Linked DNA regions of Mus musculus: region 1 is linked to region 2. The links are chromatin loops, found by intact Hi-C in ENCODE. Cell type or tissue: heart. All regions are shown on one strand.

Evidence for each region. A loop is a pair of places that touch in the nucleus more often than their neighbours do. Peaks named below come from ENCODE experiments on the same cell type or tissue, not always from the same donor. Only the 100,000 strongest peaks of a DNase experiment are listed, where the experiment ranks them.
Region 1: it touches region 2 in a loop (5-fold over the local background); 4 of 42 quality-filtered maps call a loop at or near these places.

The regions. Positions count from the first base shown.
Region 1 is chr1:181,614,423-181,619,422 of GRCm38, reverse strand. Dnah14 (dynein, axonemal, heavy chain 14) reads right to left here. Exons shown (of 87, transcript NM_001377039.1): 13 at 3,926-4,040; 14 at 3,325-3,589; 15 at 2,785-2,830; 16 at 2,601-2,698. Among named protein-coding and RNA genes, the nearest start is that of Gm33612, 10 kb to the left of the region's middle. In heart, CTCF peaks have their summits at 1,888 (motif pointing left) and 3,062 (motif pointing right); no DNase peak of the experiment used is centred here.
Region 2 is chr1:181,879,060-181,884,059 of GRCm38, reverse strand. It overlaps Gm33669 (a long non-coding RNA gene), which reads right to left. Exons shown (of 4, transcript XR_865801.2): 2 at 3,080-3,424; 3 at 2,766-2,834. Among named protein-coding and RNA genes, the nearest start is that of Gm33669, 3.1 kb to the right of the region's middle. In heart, CTCF peaks have their summits at 2,260 and 2,966 (motif pointing right); a DNase peak (open chromatin) is centred at 2,379; H3K4me3 peaks cover 368 bases; H3K27ac peaks cover 912 bases.

The sequences.
Region 1 (5,000 bases), 260 kb after region 2:
CTCCTTACCATGGGACAGAACAGGTCTCATGGTAAGGACAAGGCAGGTTTAGTCTTATTAAAAGAAACAAAGCATTTTTTCTTACAAATGTGGGTTTAATTCATTTAGCATTAAAAATGTAGAAGTTTTTTCTTTATGTAATGAAGATTGGAGTGAATTTTTCATCCAGAATGAGTGAGTTCTTTCTGCACCGGTGCTTGGTCTTTTGCTCCATGTGTATATCTAAGTATGGATGTGTCTGTGAGTATGTAATTGTAAGAATGTATACCTGTGTGTGTGTGTGTGTGTAAGTATGTAATTGTAAGAATGTATACCTGTGTGTGTGTGTGTGTGTGTGTGTAAGTATGTAATTGTGAGAATGCATGCAAGCTGGGCCCAACTGGATTTGAATGAAAATGAGTAAATGAGCATGAATGAAACTGAATATGAATTTATGTGAGATTATGCATATTTGCTTATGTAAAAGTTTTTCCTTCTGCTAGTGTTATTCTCTTCTCCTGGTTCAATAGAAGTTTATTGCTCCAAACTTCCCCCTAACCTGACAAGCAAGAGGCATCTGGACAATAGGGAAAAGGTCTAGCAATGAATCCTTTACTCAATCTCCTGCTGTTTCAGGATGGGGTGCTGAGTGCCAGAGACTGCAGATTCTGGCCTCAGAGGAACACAGAAGGCAGGTCAGCTACAACAGCATAGTAACTTAGACTTAGATAAGCAAACTTTTTATTATACAGCAACCTTAAATTTCTCGTAAGACAAAGTCTTACCCCAGAAACTCTTAAGACAAAGTCTTACCCTCCACCTATGCTCTTCCCCCCTCCGCTGCCTCAAGAACTGACAAGAAAGAAGAAACACCCCACACTGGGGCTGCCCCCCCCCCCCCCGGCAGATAACTAGTATAAAAGTGAAGAAAAGGAGATGTCCTAGATGGGAAGACCCAAGGGTCCAGTGAACTGAGTGTGACATGTGAGTCTGGACTCCAGATCATGGAATAGAAAGCAGACAGGCGGGAAGCAGCTCCAAGAATCAAATCGGTTCTGTTGATTCAATGGCCCCAGCGTACTGTTGGGTGCGTGGTTTTGACGACCACAGCATGGGTAGCAAAAGCACGTGACAAGCATGTGTAAGTGATGGTCACAGAAGCCTTGAATTATTTTATAATGAAAATTTCAAAACAATCACATGACAAAATCATTTTATACTGAGGAAAAAAAAAGACATGAGAGCAATCACATGTTTTTAACCCAAGAAACTTAAATCTAAAAAGAAAAGAAAAAAAAAAAAGAAAGAAAGAAAATCTAGGTGGCAAAAAGAATCTATGGAAAGAATGCCAGAGGACCTATGTCCTCAAAATGAATCTCTACCCAAAATTTAAAAAAACATTAGTAGAGAATGATACACGTCTATTATTTCTATAGATAAGCAGTTAAGTCCAGGTGAGAAATTCCTGGGGGGCGGGGACAGGGAACAAGTGCACCATGCTAAAGCATGAATTCAGCACACTGTCACAAGACAACTGAGCTGCTAAGGGTCCTACTAGCTTAAATTTTTTTCTAAAACTTACTGTGGGGGATGGACACTGTCATATAATCTTAGATTATATTCATCGAGCTGAAAAAAATAATCATTTAAAATGTATTCAAGGTAGGAACAAGGTCTTTGTAATGAATGCTATGACATAAAATTCACACAACTCAAGCCTTGAGCGGCTTTCCTGATGCTAACGCTCTATGCATTTTCTTTATGTGCATGTGGGTTAATTTTGGGTGCCAATGTAAGTACATTTATAATATATGAAAAGACAATCCTGTGAGGGACTGATTGGATCATCTGAGCTGCGAAGATGCACCCTAAATCTGGGCCACACCCCCTGGGGCAGCACGCCCCCTGGTGGCAGCACAGTCCACATCAAAGGACATGGAAGAAGGAAGCTTTCACTTTTTACCTGTTTGCCCTCACTCTGGCTGGCAAGTTCAACTATCCTGTTGCTGAGACACTCCTTCACTGGTGTTAGAACCTGCTTCTTTGGAATTCCAATATAGACTGAAGACCAGCAACTCTCTAGGACGTTCCTGGGACTTTAGCAACCTACTGAGACGGCTAAGATATTTAGTCTCTCGGACTGAACAACTACTGGATTCTAGGCCTTTCCACTGCAACACAGCTAATATTGAACTAGTCAAACAATATTGCCTATAAGCCACTTAGATAAATCCCCATGTGAGTGTGTGTGTGTGCATGCATATATGAATCCACATATATATATATATGAATCCATATATATATATATGTATATATATACATACACACATATATATGTGTGTGTGTGTGTATGCATATATACATATTTAGGGGAATTTTTCATAGATATTATATGTACACACATGTAACTTATTCTACAGTTCTATTCCTTGAGAAAAGTCTAACACCACACACACACACAATCATCATCATCTTCAAATAATTTTAAATAAACACTGCTTGATCAAGCACTGGGACTCATGATCTCTTATTTATATCTACCATATGTATCACTAAGAGCATCAAATGCATTGATTTAAAAGAGATTGCCATAGAAGGCACCAAGCCTTTTGGATACTTACTGACATACTTTTCTATAGTTGCTATCATATTTTGGAATTGTGTCGAAAAGTCCAGTCTGTTGGGTTCCATAAAGAGGTTTGTTGGGAATTCAAAAAATCTGAGAGAAAACAATACATAAGAGTACATTCAAGGGATCGCAGTACCCAACAGAACACAGATGCTTATAAAATGGTCAATACGTACTTATTATAGAAGCGTTCTTGATCAGACTCAAGCTGGAGTCCTGAGTCTATTCGAATTTATTGAAACAAAGACAAAGTAAAAATTTATTAACAGTTTAAAATGCAAGACAACAACTTAATATATATCAGTATTTTCTAAATAACCTGAGAATCAATCGCTGAGCCTGTCTGGAAGGGGAATTCCAGAATCATATCCCAGACTCTGATAGGACACCTGGAGCAGAGTCCCAGACTGTGTTCTTTTCCTTTCCTGTGGGCCTCACATACGCTAGGCACATATTCTACCACCAGGTGGCACTCCTGGGCTTTTAGCAGCCGTTCTAGGTGCCACTCATCCTGAAAATGAAAGCCCAGAAGGCCAGAGTGACAGTGTAAGTGGTTCACAGTGAATGATATTACCACTCGCATGTACCACAAGGTAGTTCGTGGTCTGTCATTGCTCCCCTTAGCAAGTATGCTAACGTGGCATAACTAACAAACATGGCATAATCCTAAATTTCTTTCCTTACTACCAGCTGCCACCCGCTGCCTCCGGCCTCACCTGAAAGGATGCGTTTCAGGAGGGTGCCAAACTTGCTCGGCTGGTTGTACTGGCTGAGCATGGCTTCACTTGAAGTTCTTTTTCGGTTCTCCAGTTCCTCCTCATCACACACCAGAGACTCTTCACAGTTCTCAGACTTCTGATTATTCCCTTCCAGGTCCTCTGGAGAGTCATTCATAGTGGGAAGTCTCAGACAGAGGCTGATCTCAAATATTGGAGCATAGGTTTTCTTCAAATCCATTGCCACACGATGACTGTTAAAAGTCTAAGGTAGCAAATGTGCCCACAAGGCAAGAACAACATACAATAGAACGGTTAACTGGTGGTGATAAAGGTTAGGTAGTATCATAAACTGTAACCATATTTACATGTCAAAAAAGATGAAATGTGAAATTAGTATTAGTGGGCAATTTGGAAGGCATTATTGCAACTTTTTACAATGGGAGAAGGTGGCACATATGTGCGCATGTGTATGTGTGTATGTTTGTGTATGCGCACATATGTGTGTGTGGCAAGAAATTGTTAACTGAATGTTTAACTCTGGAACTTGCTATTCATCTTGTATCGAAATTTATGTTAGTGGTTTTGAGGCGCACCTTACCTCTTTAACATCGGTGTCTAGTTTTGGTTGTGAGCTTTGAAAAGAAGGAGCAGTTAAACTTGAAAGAACAAATTCATCATCGTCTGATTCCTTCCTAGAAAAGATCTTCCTGTCTCTAGAATGAGAAATGGGAGGGAAATTTATTTTTGAAATCATTTATTTTACTATTTAATATGAAAATATATAAAGAATTCATATAACAGTAAGAAAGAGAGAAAGAGAGAAAGGAAGGAAGGAAGGAAGGAAAGAAGGAAAAGAGAGAGAGAGAGAGAGGAAGAAAAGAAGAAAGAGAACAAACAAAGTAAGTTAAAAAATGGAGAAAGGGCTGAGATGAGGCTCAGTCAGCAGTGTTCAGCTTGTAAGTGTGAAGACCTGCGTTTGAGCCATCAGAAAGCACATAACAGCCAGGCATGGCTACAACATATCTGCACTCTCAACGATGACACAAATAGGAGGGTGAAACAGACCCCTGGATGCTCGCAGGCCAGCTAACCTGGCCTACATGCTCAGATTTCTGGCCAGTAAAAGACCTTGTCACACATAAAAAGGGGCAAGGTACCTGAGGACAATTATCCAAGGTTGTCCTCTGACCTCTGACCATGGACCCTGACACACATCCACATCCACACCCAAACACAGGCATACAAATAGGGAATGAAAACAATTTTACTGGCCCTTTCTCCAAAGACATACAAGTGGATGATAAGTATAAGAAAAGATGCTTAAGGGCTGGAGAGATGGCTCAGCGATTAAGAGCATTGGCTGCTCTTCCAGATGTCCTGAGTTCAATTCCCAGCAACCAGATGGTGGCTCACAACCATCTGTAATGGGATCCAATGGCCTCTTCCAGTGTGTCTGAAGATGGCTAAAGTGTACTGAGATAAATAAAATAAATCTTAAAAAAAAGAAAAGAAAAGAAAAGATGCTTAAAAATCACTGACAATTAGGAAACCCAATCAAAATCACAAGAGATTACCTTGTGCTCACTGGACTGGATTTTTGTTGGTGAGGATATTAGAATCCCATACGTTCTTGCTACAGTCTAAACAGATATAGACATTGTTGTGGGAAACTG
Region 2 (5,000 bases):
TCCAGCTAATGCCTGCCTACTCTCAGGGTCGAGGTGCCAGAAGTCCCACGGGTGTAGGGTTGCCAGAGATAGCAACTCAACGGCACAGGAGAAACTGTCCTGGGTGGTACAGGAGAAGCTGTCCTGGGTTTCCCAGCACCCCACAGTGGCTCTCGATAGCCTGGAACACCAATTCCAGGGCTTCCATTGCCCTCTTCTGTTTCCCACAGGCCCCAGGCACACGTGGTGGACAGACATACATCTAGGCAAAGCATCCATGCACATAAAATAAAAATAAACAGATCTCATTTAACTTATTAACAAGTAAGTGGTTAGGGCTGGAGAGATGGCTCAGGAGTTAAGAGCACCGACTGCTCTTCCAGAAATCCTGAGTTCAATTCCCAGCATGGTGGCTCACAACCATCTGTAATGAGATCTGACGCCCTCTTCTGGTGTGTCTGAAGATAGCTACAGTGTACTCACATACATAAAATAAATAAATCTTAAAAACAAAACAAAACAAGAAATAAGTGGTTAATTAGAAATTGGACTGCAGGTATAGATCAGTGTGGGAAAGCCTGTATGTGTCTGGTATGTGCGAGGTCCCGTGTCCACTTCCTGTCACCAAAAATTGACGCCAAGAAAAACCACCACCACCACCAACAACAACAGAGACACTACCCAGATGCTCAGTTACATTTAAATTTCAGGTTGACAGTAACCTTAGAGTAAAAATGATTTTATCGCAAATATTGTGTGACATACACCTATTCCCAAAAGCAATTTGTTCATCTGTTGAGAAAAGGCCAAGAAGCAGCTCTGGTGAGGACTTCCAGAAGAGGTGAACACCAAGAAAAGACGTTGAGGGAGCAGCGGGTGTTCCTGTGTGCTCGGGGCCTTTCTGAAGCCAGTGTGGATGGGCTTCCTTGAGTGTAACTGTGTTAAAGTGCAGATTCTGGGCCCTCTCCTAGGCTGGTGACTGATGGGAGCGGCTGCGGCTCTACAGCTCTGGGTGAGCAGACACCAAATTTGAGGCCCTGCGTGCTGAGGTGTTTGTCTCATGTCTGGGGATTCTGTGCAGGCAGCAGTGAAGTGGCAAGACTGTCTTGGGCAGCCTAAGCAGGAGCCACCTTAGAAACAGTGATTTCCCCAGGGCCTGGGACCAGGCTTCCCCACATTGACAGAGGACAATGGTAGAGATCTAGGCCAACCTGCTTCCTCAAGGCTGTGGTGAAGTTGAAATGAGAAAATAAAAAACCGATGTCGTGTAGATTTTGACATGCTCAGGACCACCTCTCCCTCCTCTCCCTCTCCTCCTCCTTTTCCTACGTTTTTGGTGGTTGTTTTGAGATAGACTCTCACTATGTAGCTCTGGCTGTCCTGCAACTTAGACTAGATTGGCCCAGAACTCACAGAGATCCACCTGCCTCTGCCTCCCCAGTGCTGGGATTAAAGGTGTGTGCCACCACCACGCTGGGTTTAGGATCTTCTTGTCAGAGCTGGGTGGGGCTTGGCATGGAGTGACACCTCCTGTCTTGGGGCTCTTCTGCCATGGGTCTGACAGGTGCTAAATGAGCATTCTACCGTGGAGCTATAGCCCATGGACTTACTGCCCTTTCCTGTCAGTCAAGAGGGTCTCTTGCAGGAGGAACAGCTGTCTAACGCTGAACTGGGAACACACAGCCAGCCATTGTTTCCCACATCAAGTTAAGCCTAACACCAGCTTGCACCTCCCTGAGGAGGACTGTGCATCACTGTTCCATCTCAGGGATCCCTCCCACCCAGAGTTTACCTAGGAACTCCTGAGCTCAGAGGTCCCGTCTCTGCCACATTGACCTCAGGCTATGCTCAAGAGTCCCTCACTGTTCTCCATCCCTGGGGATCTGTGTGCCTATACAAAGCCCAGGTCACTGCCCAGAGGGCAGTGTGCACTGCATTGCTGCCTCGGGAAGCAGGCTGTCCTTAAACTGCCCAGCAGAGAAAGCCTCTCCCTGCTGGGCCATGGGCAACCCCATGGATGGCTTTTACATCCTTAGAAAGGCTGTTCTTTCCTGCCTGGACACTGTCAAAGCACAAAGGATTCCTTCATCTTTTCATCCTTCCTGCTCCCCGCCCCCCAACTTGGCTGAGAAAGGCAAAGACATGCCTTACCCTCTGGGCTTGGGGAAGAGGCTACCACTCTCACTAAAGCTCTGGCCTCCAGCCAGATAACTGACCAGTGTCAAAGATGGTGCATGGGTCAGGAAAACGGTGTTTGCCTGATGATCGGTAGTCCAAAACCAGGTGGCGCTCTAGGCCCACCCTGGGACCTGCCAGAGCTTGCCACATCTTGTTTCCGGTCCCACTCAACCTCGCTAAATTGCGGCTCACTTCCCTCTCACTTGGGCTCCCAGGAGGAGTGCTGCCAAATACCCAGCTTACCCAGGGCTGGCTGACTGGGTGCAGTGCCAGGTGTATGTTGGTCTGTGCTTTCTTTCTCAAGTCAAAGCCAGTAGCCAGGGCCTCATGCCAACCCTGTGCAGACTGGCCTCTGCGGCATAGCGGTTCTTCCCGAATTTCCTTGCTGAAACGACACTTGGGATGACCCTAGTTGGCGCATCCTCTGGGCTCACCCTCCCCCACCAAGAAGCTGACCCACTTTTCTCTCTCCCCATCCATTGCTGCACTGAACGCTAGGCGCCTTCACCCAGAGAACAGGACCCCATCTAGGCCTCTAGTCTCTTACTCTGAGGATTTAGGACTTTCCTGCCAGAGTACGAGTTATGAGACAGAAATTTCCCGCCAACCTTGCGTCCTAAGAGAGTGTTGGAGTGAGGTCCGCCAGCTGGGCAGGGGTTCAAGTCCCTCTGGGGCCGCTGCATGAAACCTGGGTTAAGGAAGATCTGAAAAGGGCTTCCCAGAGGTAGGTCCCTCAGCCTAGAGGCCAGGCTTTCAGGCCCCACCCGCACCCCACCCCGACCCCTCTCACACCATCCTTACTCTGAAGCTCACCACATGGTGGCGCTGTAACAGAGCTACACCTATAGATGGTCCCGGGTTTCAGGCTTCATCCCATCTCCCACCAACTATCCCTTTGTCTCCGTTTACTTGGCTGAGGTACATGGTCCACAGTAGTCTGGTGGCTGGGAAGTTCTTTCACACAGTCCTCCAGGCAGTGGGGGCCCGGATGAGGGACGTAGATCGCATCCATTCCGGGCTTTGGAATACTCATTGCCTGGTCTGGGTGCTGAGACACTGCGACCTGCACTGGCTGTGGGTACAGGGTGCTGAGACACTGAGACCTGCACTGGCTGTGGGTACAGGGAGAGCACAGAGTAACCCCAGGTGCCTGCCAGAACTTACCAGGCCATCTGCTCCAGAGAGGGGGATGGGAGTATTTGGGAGGGGGGGCTAGTCTTTAGGGCAGGGCTTAAACTTTTTCTGTTCGCCACCCCTGTATGAGACCCTAGCAATATAGAGACAAAAAAAAAAAAAAAAAAAAAAGCAAACAATTACATTTACAAGTAATAACTCACAAAGAAATTTTAAAAGCGATTCTTAGACATACATATAATTATAGCATTTATTAAGGATGAAAGCAAGTTTGTATAGAGGTTTGTTATATTTACATAAGGAATATGACATTGGCTATATATTTCACACTGTAGAACATGGAATATCTCCAGTATTTTTCAGAGGCAATGTAAATTCAAAATAGCAGAAATATGTCTAGAGCCATTTCAGAAATTGTGGGGAATTCTGTCTTAGTCTCAGAGCCACAATTCACTTAATGATTTTTTTTTAAAATGAAATTCAAGACAGCAGCTCAAACAGCAAATCTGAAAATCAAATATGCTTACATAATACAACCCAGAGATACATTTGTGGGATACATGCTGAGGGGTGTCAGTGGGAAAATATCAAAAGTGTTTGTTTCCCATGATTAAGCCTCCATGTTTGGGTAAGAACAGAAGCCCGTGTGTGTGCTGTGAAAACACTGTGGTTTGTATTGCACCTATCTCAGATCTGAGCTCAGGGGTCAGGCAGCATCTACCGCTCAGACACCAGGTCATACACGGTGCACAGCACACATGTGTGTTCAGAACCAAGTCTGCAGGGAAGCCACACTCTGCACCACAGTTGATCGATGCCCAAAATGCTGGAGATGCACTGAGTCTTTAGTTCTGATGTAACATTTGCTCCGTCCCATACAGAGTCATGACCACGGTTTGAGAAGCTGGGCTTTCTCTCTCTCTCTCTCTCTCTCTCTCTCTCTCTCTCTCTGTGTGCGTGTGCGTGTGCGTGTGCGTGTGCGTGTGTGTGTGTGTGTGTGTGTGTGTGTGTGTGTGTGTGTGTAGAAGCAGCCCCTTTCCCTAGGTCCTGGCATGCTTTTCCTGCTGAGAGCCAAGAAACTCAACACACTTGAGAACCCAAAGCCCCTACAGAGACAATGTGTGCTGTGTGCTCCCTCAAACCAAAGTGTTCTGGGGACAGGTGGACCATGCTCTCTGAGACCCAGCATGGTTATAACTGAATGAGGACGTGCCTGCTCCTAGGTATGTCTGAGGAGATGGTTTTTATTGTAGATATGAGAAAGAGACATCTGGAAGCATCCAGAGCAGGGAGAAAAGGAAATAGCTGCGACATGGCCAGGAGACAGGAACAGGGCCACGGCAGGGGGGGGGGGGGGAGTGGAGGGAGGGGGGAGAGGGAGAGAGAAGATAGAGGAAAGAAAGGACAACAACAGGCAGGCAGACCAAGAGAAGAACCAAGAGAATACATGGCCAAAATAACTGGGTTTTCTAGGAAAGAGAAGAAGGGGAAGGGGAAGGGGAAGGAAGCTGGGGGGGTGGGGGGGGGCTGGAGAGGTTTAGGGTGGTGAGCAGGGGTGGGAGGAGCCAGGACTCTGGAACAGGTACTTGCAACACTGGGAGAGCCTGGTGGCCGGCAGCTTTTTTTTTTTAATTGATTCTTTGAGAATGTCACATCATGAACCCTAGTCCTGCTTATCATCACTGTCCCCTCATACCCGCCCTTTGCCT